Regions from separate parts of the Homo sapiens genome. Here region 1 is linked to region 2. A link is a loop called in an ENCODE intact Hi-C map of the cell type or tissue named here. Cell type or tissue: mesothelial cell of epicardium. All regions are shown on one strand. Links, peaks and the distances in the headings refer to the core of each region. The heading gives the core; the rest is flanking DNA. Region 1 overlaps RBFOX3 (RNA binding fox-1 homolog 3). Region 2 holds the start of LOC124904069 (a long non-coding RNA gene).

The links. Hi-C counts contacts between places; a loop is a spot of excess contacts. Peaks named below come from ENCODE experiments on the same cell type or tissue, not always from the same donor. Only the 100,000 strongest peaks of a DNase experiment are listed, where the experiment ranks them.
Region 1: a loop joins it to region 2, with 19 times the contacts of the local background. A loop is called at or near these places in 2 of 110 quality-filtered maps.

Annotation. Positions count from the first base shown.
Region 1 is chr17:79,232,819-79,238,184 of GRCh38, reverse strand. It overlaps RBFOX3 (RNA binding fox-1 homolog 3), which reads left to right. Exons shown (of 15, transcript NM_001350451.2): 4 at 2,380-2,419. Among named protein-coding and RNA genes, the nearest start is that of ENGASE, 160 kb to the right of the region's middle. In mesothelial cell of epicardium, for the core only: no CTCF peak of the experiment used is centred there; no DNase peak of the experiment used is centred there.
Region 2 is chr17:79,180,257-79,185,622 of GRCh38, reverse strand. All of the region lies in intron 4 of RBFOX3 (RNA binding fox-1 homolog 3), which reads left to right. It overlaps LOC124904069 (a long non-coding RNA gene), which reads right to left and starts at 2,354. Exons shown (of 2, transcript XR_007065925.1): 1 at 1,931-2,354; 2 at 1-97. RefSeq lists an enhancer at 1,466-2,346. In mesothelial cell of epicardium, for the core only: no CTCF peak of the experiment used is centred there; a DNase peak (open chromatin) is centred at 2,086.

The DNA.
Region 1 (5,366 bases), core at 234-5,233, 52 kb before region 2:
CAGGTGGATCACCTGAGGTCAGGTGTTCAAGACCAGCCTGACCAACATGGTGAAACCCCATCTCTACCAAAAATACAAAAATTAGCCAGGTGTGGTGGCACATGCCTGTAATCCCAGCTACTTCGGAGGCTGAGGCAGGAGAATCGCTTGAACCTGAGAGGCAGAGGTTGCAGGGAGCTGAGATTGCACCATTGCACTCCAGCCTGGGCAACAGAGCGAGAGTCTGTCTCAAAAATAGAAAAAAATCCCCCAAATTAACGAAGGCAGCAGTTGATGCAAGCCGCTCAGATGACACATTTCCTTTCGAAGTGACTCTCACTGGCAGTGCCTTCCAATCACACCTGCCCTTCTCAGCGTCATTTTGTGAGCTGTGTGTGGAGATGGCTCCACGGGCCAGAAGTTACCTTTGCCATTTTACTGGGGAGGAGAACAGGGGCTCCACAGGGCCACCTTGGAAATGGCCAGCCCAGTGCCCAGTTCAAGTTCAGCTGCTCCTTGGCCCATAGCCCTCCCTGATGCGGCTGGGAGGGGCCCGCCTATGAAGTACCCAATACTGCCACTGTGATCTGCACAAACTCCAGCAGGGAAGGCAGGCCCTGTGCATTTTGGTGTTCTGTGGCCACGTTCATTCTCGCCTCCCACAGGGCGGGGTACTTCTTTCCACCTGTGGGTGAGACAGGCAGATGGGGTAACCTGCTCTGGGGGACGGGCCAGCTGACTCAGTTACTGTGGCCACAGTCGCTTCACCAGCTGGGGCCTTGGTTTCTTTATCTGAAGAATGGGAAGAGTAAGAAGTGTACCTGCCTGCTAGAGCTGTTGGGAGGGCTGAATGAAGCAATGTACAGGCGGTGCCTGGCTCATAAACCATGCAAACTAAACGACCGCAGTAACCTTTTTACAGTGATGTGGATGAAGACGGTGGTGGTGATTTTTCTAGATCTGAAGAAAGAGGCCCAGTCTGACCGTCTTTCAATTCCAGAAGCTTTTCACTTGCTTTTATTTTTTGCACTAAGTTTTAAAAAATACGCACACATACACATATGCACAGGAGGCTGGGGGCAGGGAGTGGCATCTTAACAGGTATGGATATTCTTTTTGGAGCAACGAAAAGGTTCAGGCATCAGAGAGCAGCAGTGATTGACAGCAGTGTGAATGCACTCAATACCACTGAATTGTACATTTGAAAATGGTTAAAATTGTAAATTGTATATTATGTATATTTTACCACAATTAAAAAATGTGCAAGTCATGTACACAGAAAATTATGAAACATTACTAAAATAAAGGAAGGAAATCTAAGTTTGTTTAAAGCACACTATACACACACCCCTTTGTTTCTGAACTCCTCAATGACCTACTAAGAAAAGGAAGGTCTCCAGGCACTCGTGTGGAGTCCCAGGCCCCAGTGAGCTAGCTTTGTGACTTAGGCAGGAGTGGATACCCTGGCCCCGGGCCCTGGATTATAAAGTGAGTGAGTGGTGGTCCTTGCCAGTCTGTCCGTATCACTGAGCTGTTCCTGCTGCTGGTAGGTGCACCTGATTCACAATAACATACAACGATTGCCTCTATAATTATGTGTTTGGTGGGATTTAGAATTTGTTAAATAACTTTTCTTTAATAACATAAAATGAATGTGCAGGGCAAGGTGGGTGGATTGCCCGAGCTCAGGAGGTTGAGACCACCCTGGGCAACATGGCGAGACCCCCGTCTCTACTAAAAATACAAAAAATTAGCTGGGCGGGGTGGCACACACCTGTACTCCCAGCTACTAGGGCGGCTGAGGCACAAGAATCGCTCGAACCCAGGAGGCGGAGGTTGCAGTGAGCCAAGATCGCACCATTGCATTCCAGACAGAGCGAGACTCCATCTCCAAAAACAAATAAATAAATAAAATGAATGTGCATGCCATGACCACACTCAAAGTGACCCCCGCCCTACACCTGGAGGAGGAAGCAAATCCCCACGGCATGGCAGAGGAAACCCAGTGTGAAACTAAACGTCACCATCAACAAGCCACAAGGCCTGCGTTTGTGGACAACCTCAAACCAGGCTGGGGAGTGCTTGGAGTTTGAGGTGGGGGAAAAAAAGGAACATCCAGAGTCGCAGAGAAAATGAGTCTGAAACCTCTGGGTGGCCGGTCCACCGTGCCCTGTTTTGCTTTATCTCTGCCTGTTATCTAACCGCCGCCTCCCAGCCATGCTTGAGATGCAGACGGCAGCCAGAGGTTAACCCAGGCAGGTTTCCTTGGACTCCCAGGGAGATGATGCTTCCACCTCCAGACTTCCCTAGTCGATGAGCAAATAGCATCGCCAGCAACCAGATGCATGATGACAACATTGATTGTGATTCTCTCTCCTTTCTCTCTTTTTCTTTTCTTAGAGAGCCCAGAGTGCCTCGGGGAAAATTGGCTGAATAAAAGGTATAAAGACTTTCTCTATTTTTCCTGAATAGTTTTTGACAGATATGAGCATGTTGAACATCTTGGGAGCTGCTGATAATGAAAGCCAGGAGTTTCTGGGGTTTCCCAGCCACTGGAGGGAGGAAGAGTTTGGGGGCTGTGGAGGGAAGGCTTGGCGCCGTTTAGCACCTCTGTGTCGTGTTCTCTCTTGTCCCCCATGGATGAGCCCAAAATGTGCTGGGAAAGGCAGGACTGGGAGCCGGAGGGGCTGAAAGGGAAATGGATAAATGGGGTAAGGATGGAGGACGATTGTTTTTAGGCAATTCTGGCTGGCCTGAGAAGCAATGTCACTGCCTTCCTGATCCTTTCCCTCCCCCAACCCCAAGGTCCCCCACCCCAGGTGCTCCGCGCATGGCCACCCATTCCTCAGGCAGCCCCAGCTTGCTGGTCCAGGGTGGTCCAACTCATCTCCATGGCCTGGTCTCCTCGGGGAAGGGGCTTCGGATACCAGCTCAGTTCCCAGTGTTGACCCTCGCTGGGGGACTGGCTACTACTGCCTGAGCCCATTGGTCCATTGCTCTGTACCTCCAACCCCCATTACCCACCTGTGGCTGACCCCCTCCACAGATTCACTTGCAGAGTTTACTTTGGGGAGATTATTATACAAGTATGATGCTTCTGGACCTTCAATGGGGTTGTGTCCTGATAAACCCATCATAAGGTGAAAATATTGTAAGTCAAAAATAAATTTAATGGACCGGGCTTGGTGGCTCATGCTTGTAATCTCAACATTTTGGGAGGCCAAGGTGGGCAGATCACCTGAGGTCAGGAGTTCAAGACCAGCCTGGCCAACATGGCGAAACCCTATCTCTACTAAAAAATACAAAAATTAGCCGGGCATGGTGGCGGGTGCCTGTAGTCCCAGCTACTGGTAGGCCGAGGCAGGAGAATCACTTGAACCCGGGAGGCGGAGGTTGCATGAGCTGAGATCACACCACTGCACTCCAGCCTGGTCAACAGAGCAAGACTCCATCTCAAAAAAAAAAAAAAAAAAAAAAAAAAAAAGCACTTAATGCCCCCAATAAACCCAACAAACATAAAGTTGAAAAATTCAAAGTCAATCGTAAGTCAAACCTTCGTAAGTTGGAGATCATCTGTAATGTATATTTAGTGTGAACAAAATTAGAAAATGCAGCCATCGGCCCTCAGGTGGCCTCTCTTCGCTAGGTCCTGGGTTTTGGGTGGTGTGTGCACAAGGCCAGCGCTGCGTTTTTCAAAAATCAGGACCGGAAACTAGATCCGTCAGCGTATGAAGTCTTCTTCAGCCAAAACTAGAAAAGTTGGGCACTCTTTTTTGTACCGCGTTTGCCCTAAGCCCGCCCTTGGCTCAGAAGTGGGCACTGACCAGATGGCCTGGAGCTAGACCTGACATTAGAACTAGACCTGGGCTAGACCTGAGCCGGGTGCTTCCGTCCTAGAAGCAGGTCACCTCGGAGCCACTCAGGGCTGCGGGCAGAGGCAGCTCGGGCTCTGCTGCCGGCTCTCCGGCTTTCTAGCAGGAAGAGGACAAAGAGACAGAGCCCAGGGGGTCCCCTTCACATGGCCTCAGGCTTCCCACAGTGGGCCGTGTGTAACAGGGTCCCCCGTACCGAGTGGCTGCCTGTGTGTGTCAGGGTTAGATGCAGTTTTCCGTGGGAGTAGACAGGAAGGCCGCCGGGTGTTGGCCTCACAGGCGCCCGCAAGTGTTCACCACGAGGAGGGCAGCAGCCGTCACAGCCGCCTCCTGAGATGCCACCGCTGTAAACTGAATCTATTTTACAGGGAAGCATCGGAAGGAGCCCCCAGGTGAGTCACTTGTAGAATAAAGAATTCATTTGCCGGGCCGGGCGCGGTGGCTCACGCCTGTAATCCCAGCACTTTGGGAGGCCAAGGCGGGCGTATCACCTGAGGTCAGGAGTTCAAGACCAGCCTGGCCAATGTAGTGAAACCCCGTCTCTACTAAAAATACAAAAATTAGCCGGGCATGGTGACAGGCACCTATAATCCCAGCTACATGGGAGGCTGAGGCACGAGAATCACTTGAACCCGGGAGGCAGAGGTTGCAGTGAGCCGAGATTGCACCACTTACTCCAGCCTGGGCAACAGAGCAAAACTCCGTCTAAAAAAAAAAAAAGGAATCCATTTGCACTCTATGTAAGAATGCAGTCATTTGCCTGGTCCCGTAAACTTGGATTTTTGCACGTTGGTTTTTTAAATAGTTTTATTGAAGTACATTGGGGGTATGATAAACATCACAGAGAGTATGCAATTTGATAAGCTTTGATATATATGTATACCCATGACACCATCACCACAATCAAGATAATGGATGTATTCATCACCCCCAACCATTACATTGTGCCTCTTTGTAATCTCTTCCTCACACCCCACCCAATCCCCTCTTCCAAGGCAAGCACTGACTCTGCTTCTTGTCGCTGTAGAATATGTATATTTTCTGGAGTTTTATATAAATAGAATCGTAGCATCTGTGGTCATTTTTTGCTTGGCTTCTTTCACTCCTCATAGTTATTCAGAGGTTCCTCTGTGATGTTGGACATAGATATACTTTTCTCCTTGTTCTGGCCAAGTAGTATTCCACGCTGGGATTGAGCTACAAAGCGCTGACTCATTCATTCCTTGAAGGACATTTGGGCTGTTTCCAGTCTGGGGCTGTTACAAATAAAGCTGCTGTGAATATGTGTGTGCAAGTCTGTGCATGGACATATTCTTTGTTTTCTCTTGGGTGAAATGGCTGGATCTCAAGGTAAGTATATTTTAACGCCCTAAATAAGTGCCAAACGGTTTTCCAAAGTGGTTGCACGACTTTACATTCCCACCAGTCGTGGGTGAGAATTGCAGTTCTTCAGCCTCCGCAACCCTTGGTGTTGTCAGTCTTCATAACTTTAGCCATTTGACTAGGTATGTAGCG
Region 2 (5,366 bases), core at 66-5,065:
ATGTGGCTGTCCCGAATTCCTGAGCATCCTCCAGGGAAGGTGCAGCAGGGCAGTGGTGACGGACAGGTGCCCAGAGAAGACAAAAGAGGGATGGCTTCTGGAACAAGCAAGAACAACCTGACTCAGGAGGGAGGCAGCAAGGGCCACTCCAGGGCACCACGCTCACGAGGAGCCCTTCTGCGAGGCTCAGGTGGCAAATGCTACAACCCACCTCATCTTCCTGGCCCAGGCATGCCCGGCCCTTGCGCTGGGACCCCCACCACTGTCCTAGGCTGGGAAACCAAGTTACTGACAGCAGGGAGGGCCTCATCAAGTCCATAGCCAAGACCCTGTGGAGACAGACCAGCCCCCTATCCTTGTCCTGTGCCAGCACCACCCCAGAGGGAACACAGAGCAGGATTGCAGGTCAGACCACACGGCTAGATGGCCAGCTCGCCTGCCTCGTCTCTCCCCTGAGCCTTCTCTCTTCCCCTGTCTGCCTCCCTCCCGGACTCCACATCCCAGCTCCTCTACGAAGAAGATGAACAAGGGGCACCTGAGAGAATGGTCCCAGGTGCCTGCACCTACCTGCCTTGTTCAAATGGAGCCTCCTAAACTGGGCGTGGAGAGGCCACCCTTCTCTCCCTCCCTTCCTTGTTCCCTCTTCCTCAATGGCCCTCAGGCCACGTGTCCTGCAGTGGGTGCAACAGGGATCTCAGACAACATCTGACCCATCTCTCGGGCTGGATGTGGAAACCAAGGCCCCAAGGGGACAATCGACCTTCCTGAGATCACACAGCAAGTGAGGGTCCGACATGACTGCCGGGCCAGCCATCTCCCCACTGCCAGGCGGCCCCAGGCCTGCCTCCCTCCAGCTCAGGGCTCACTGTCTGCAGTGAGAGGAGGGGAGTCACAAGTGCCCTAAGGTAGGACAGGTGCGTTCAGAATGGGTACTGGGTGCCTGGGATCTGCCCCTTTCCTGGAAGGCGTGAGGTTAGGCATGAGCCACTGGCTCTGCCTCTGACAGTGGCCACTGGCAGCCCATCCCTCTTGCAGCCAAGCTCACCTGTGGCTTATCCTGGTAAACTGAGACTGATCCACGGGGCCTCTGGTGAGTGTGGACTCGGGGCAGGCCAGTGGGTGTGTGTGTGGCCGCTGAAGCTGCAGGTGTGTGCACAGTCACAGTGGTGGAACAAGGGGCACTGCCGAGACCTCTGCCACATGCTGAATGGGGCAAGGAGGTGGGGACCTATGCACGCCTGTCCCGTGGGAGCGAAACACGTCAAGTCCAGTGTGTCTGGGTACAGGGAGGGGAGGATGCATTGTGGCCGGTGCCCGTGTCCCCCACCCCCATCTAAGTAGCCACAAGACCAGGTGCCTGTGGCAGGAGGCTGGGATGTATGATGGGGTCTGGGGGCCAGCAGGAGGGCAGGAGACGCTCCTGGAGGCTCTGGTTGGATTTCCAAGCCCTGGGCAGCCAGAGAAGCCTTCCCCAGCGCGGAAGCCTCTGCGTAGATGCCCTCGGATTACATCACCGACATCCCCGCCACTGAGCCGGCCTCCCTTAGGAAAGGCGCTTCTCTGAACGCGAAACAGGACGAGGCGCCTTCCGGTCGGTCGGCCGCAGAGCCGGCGGAGCGGCTCCTCCTCTCCGCAGCGGCCGGAGAACGGAGCGGGGGCAAAGGGAGATTCCAGACCCCCCAGGCCAGGAGCAAGTGCTGGCAACGGGGGGGAGGAGGGGCGCGCAGGGGCCCGAGCGTGGGAGGGCGCGAGGGAGGGCTGCCCCGGTGCCGGCGGGCGAGGGGTTAAGTGTGGGATCAGCTGTTGTGCCGTCGCTCCGGATTCTCTTCCCTCCGCGCGGGGCTCCGTTTGATGTTGGAGTACGCCAGGGACTCCCCCTCCCACCGCTACACACGCGCGCACACGCGCGCACTCACACACGCACACGCACCACTCTTTGCAGACAGGGCTCCGGAGGCTCCAAAGTGACTGACTCCTGCTCTCGCCCGCTCGCCCGATCTCTCGCGCACAGACTCTCTGGCCGTATTCTCGCGCGCGCTCTCTCCAGCCTCCCCGCCCGGGCAGGGGGAACACCGGGCAGAGGCGCGCCGCTCTCCTTTCGATGCCTCCCTCTTAAAGAGCGCCACGAGGGGGAGGGGAGGCCCAGAGGAGGAGGAGGAGAGAGACCGGGAGGGCGCCCGGGAGGCAGGGCGCGCGCACACTCCGAGGGACGCAGCGAGCGCAGAGCCGCCGCCGGGCGCCCCCCTGCCGCCCCATGCTGTGCTCCATGGCGAACTCGGGCTGCCTCCTGCTGTCCAACTCCGGCAGCATGCTCCCGCACTCCGTGCCCTGCCCGCCCGCCTTCCTCTACCTCCAACAGGTAAGCGGCCCCCCGCCCGGCCCCGGCCCCCGGCCCGGCGCACGTGCGCCCCGCGCTGCCGCCCACGCCCCGCACTTGGCCGCCTCTGCGCCGCCGCCGCCACCGGTGGCCCCCGCTGCGCTCCCCGCGTCATGGCGCCGGGGCTGGGGTAGGGGGAACTGCGCCCCTGCGCGGCGGCCGAGCGCGGGGGCGCCCAGGGCGCGCGCGGCGCGAGGCGGGGGGGCCGGAGTTTGGGGCGTCGCTCGCAACTTTTCCGAAGGCGCGGGAGGGGGCGGCGGGCGGAGTCTCCGGGGAAGCCCGAGGGGAGGGGGCGGGGGTTCTCGGCGCCCGGGTCACTTTGGGGAACTTCGCGCCGGGCCGCTGGGGACTCGGGGCGGGGAGCGGGGCATCCTCCCTGGCAGCGTCGGGAAAGCCGGGGGGCGCGCAGAGGTGGCGGCGGGGGCGCCGAGCTCTGCTGCAGCGCAGACCGCGCGCCGGGCCTCCGGGGAGGCGGGGGAGGTGGGCCACCCGCCTGGCGAGGGAGGCCCCAGGAGCTCTGGCCGGGGAGGGGGCTGGGGCCAGACTTTTGCAATCTTGGGGGCTGCGCAGGAAGCTCCGGCTGGCGAGTTGGGGTTGGGTGGGGGCAGGAAAGTCGGCGACTCTGAGCCACCAGATCCCCAGGATGCCCCGTGGGGAGGTGCGCACAGAGCATCAGCAGCCGCCTGCCCGCCGGCCGGCCGGGGCGTTGGGGGAGGGGACGGGGGTCCTGCGCTGCCACCCAATGCGGAATTAGTGCAGTCCCAGGCCTGCACTGGGGACAGAGGGGGACTCCCTCGTCTCCCCCAGGCCCCTCGGCCTCTGTGGGCCGCAGTTCCCGGCGCCAGCCTGGCCCGGGCTTCAATACCCTGGCCTCACCCACCCTGGCTGCCCACATCTCTGGGCCTGTCTCTTCCTCCTGGCGCTGTGGCGTCTGCCTTGTTTTCGGTTCCCACCCTCACCCTCTGCTTGGGCCTGCAGGGGTGGGGGCGGCTGCTGGAGGAGCCTGGTGGGATTGTGAGCACTTCAGGCTCATCCTGGGGCCTGCAGGGCCCAGTGAGAGGGGTTCCCATAGGACGCGTTCTGCACCCCGTGTTGGGGGCTTCGAGACTGGAGAGAGAGAGAGTACAGGGTGCCCACCCCAAGGAACTTGGCCAGGCCAGGCCAAGAGTCTCCATGAAGATGTCTCCCCACCCCCGCTTCCATGCACACGTTGGAGGAGAAATGGAGAAGAGTGATTGTGTGTTTGTGTGTGTGTGTGTGTGTGTGTGTGTGTGTGTGTGTGTTTCTTGGAGACAATGAGAGACTCCAGGGGTCTGGGCCTTTGGGTGATGGGTTCTTACCCGTTTGTGCCCCTTGGCCCTCCAAGGAGCTATAGAAGGTGGTTTAAGGTGGAGCAATGGACAGAGAAGGCAAAGATGGGACCTTCCGAGCTGGCCCAGGGCAGCTAGCCCCTGGGCACTTGGGTCAGCCCGTTACAAGGGCCCATGCATGAGGGACTGCCAAACGTAGCAGCCGCAGAGGGACAGGGGAACTGTGTGATGGTCAGGAGCAGAGGCTGGTCCAGGAGCAGAGGGTGGCCAGCAGTGGCAGAGGGTGGCCGGCAGTGGCAGAGGGTGGCCGGCAGTGGCCTGCAGCCCAGGGCCCTTGATCTTTGGTGCCATCTTCCCAGGACCACCTGTGACATCTGGGGACTCCTGGACACAGCCCAGGAGCCACTGGGGAGCCCCCAAACTGACAGGCAGGAAGTCATCCAATCCCAGGCCATGGCCATTGCCCTAAATTCCCAGTTGACACTGAATCACAGGGAGTCAGGATAGGCCTCCGAGGTCAGGTTCCCAGCCCCTCCCGGTTTTCCATGAGCATAGGACTGACTTGGGAATCTCTGGGGTGGCCAGGTCAGGTTATTGGGGACAGATCTGCTGTACAGCCACCCAGGCATGGCAGGAATGTCCCAGGCAGCAGGAAGCGTAGCTCTGGGTTTCTGCAGATAGAGTGTAGGATTTAGAGTAAGGGTCCTGGTCTGGAGACCAATCCATGGTTTATTGATTCTGTTGTCTTAGTTATCACCACTCTGAACCTCAGTGTCTTCCTTGAATGACATAGTCCTCACTGGCTGAATGTGAGGGCTGAGTTAAGATGAAGTAGAGGCAAGCCTCCGAAAAATGGCAGCCACACATTTGGCGCTGTCTCGGTAGAATTAGACCAGCGCTCATAGTTGGGGTGAGTCCACCAACATGACCCACGGGGAAGACACCCCGATTTCTCCAGAGCTAGGTGAATGCATCCCTGACTTGTGGCATTTGGAGCTTTCTGTAGGGGCAGTGGGAAGGCAAAAAGATGTCCACGGAGCCATAGCCATCCCGAATTGTCCCTGGGAAAGCCAGAGCCTGCTGTTGCCCCGGGCTTTGAGCATTCACTTTCCTTCCCTCGCCCGCGGCTGTTCTGCTGGGGTGGTTGGCCATGTGTCTCGGTGGACTCCGGAAAGGTCTAGAATGCAGCCATTTCCTGGCTATTTGTGGGTGTATGTTTTTAGGTGAGCACACACAGCTGGGGCGGTCCAGAACCGTTAAGAAACAAATAACGACATTTAGTTTGGGAACCCGCTTATCCCAAACCACCTTTGGAATGAGCCAGAGCCTGCAGCAGCCCCCGGAGGTAAAGGCCACAGGAGGAGGGGCCTAGGGCCATACCCGGCCAGGCCTCTAGAAATGAGAGCCTGTGGTGCTCCAGCCTCCCAGGTGGGGGCTGCAGGTCCTCTGCGTGAGTGTTGGCACCATATGTAGGCTGTACATTCAATCTCAACAGCACATTTGATAACAAGAGCGGGAGCAAAAGACGTGAAATCAAGCAAGACAGGAGACGTAGTTTGAGGCACATTAAGATGCAGCATTTAAACAGGCTTTCTAAGCCTATAGTCTTTCACACTGGAAATTACCAACTAAAACCTCACCCAGCGGAATTCCGTTCTACTGAAGCATGAGCCTTTTCC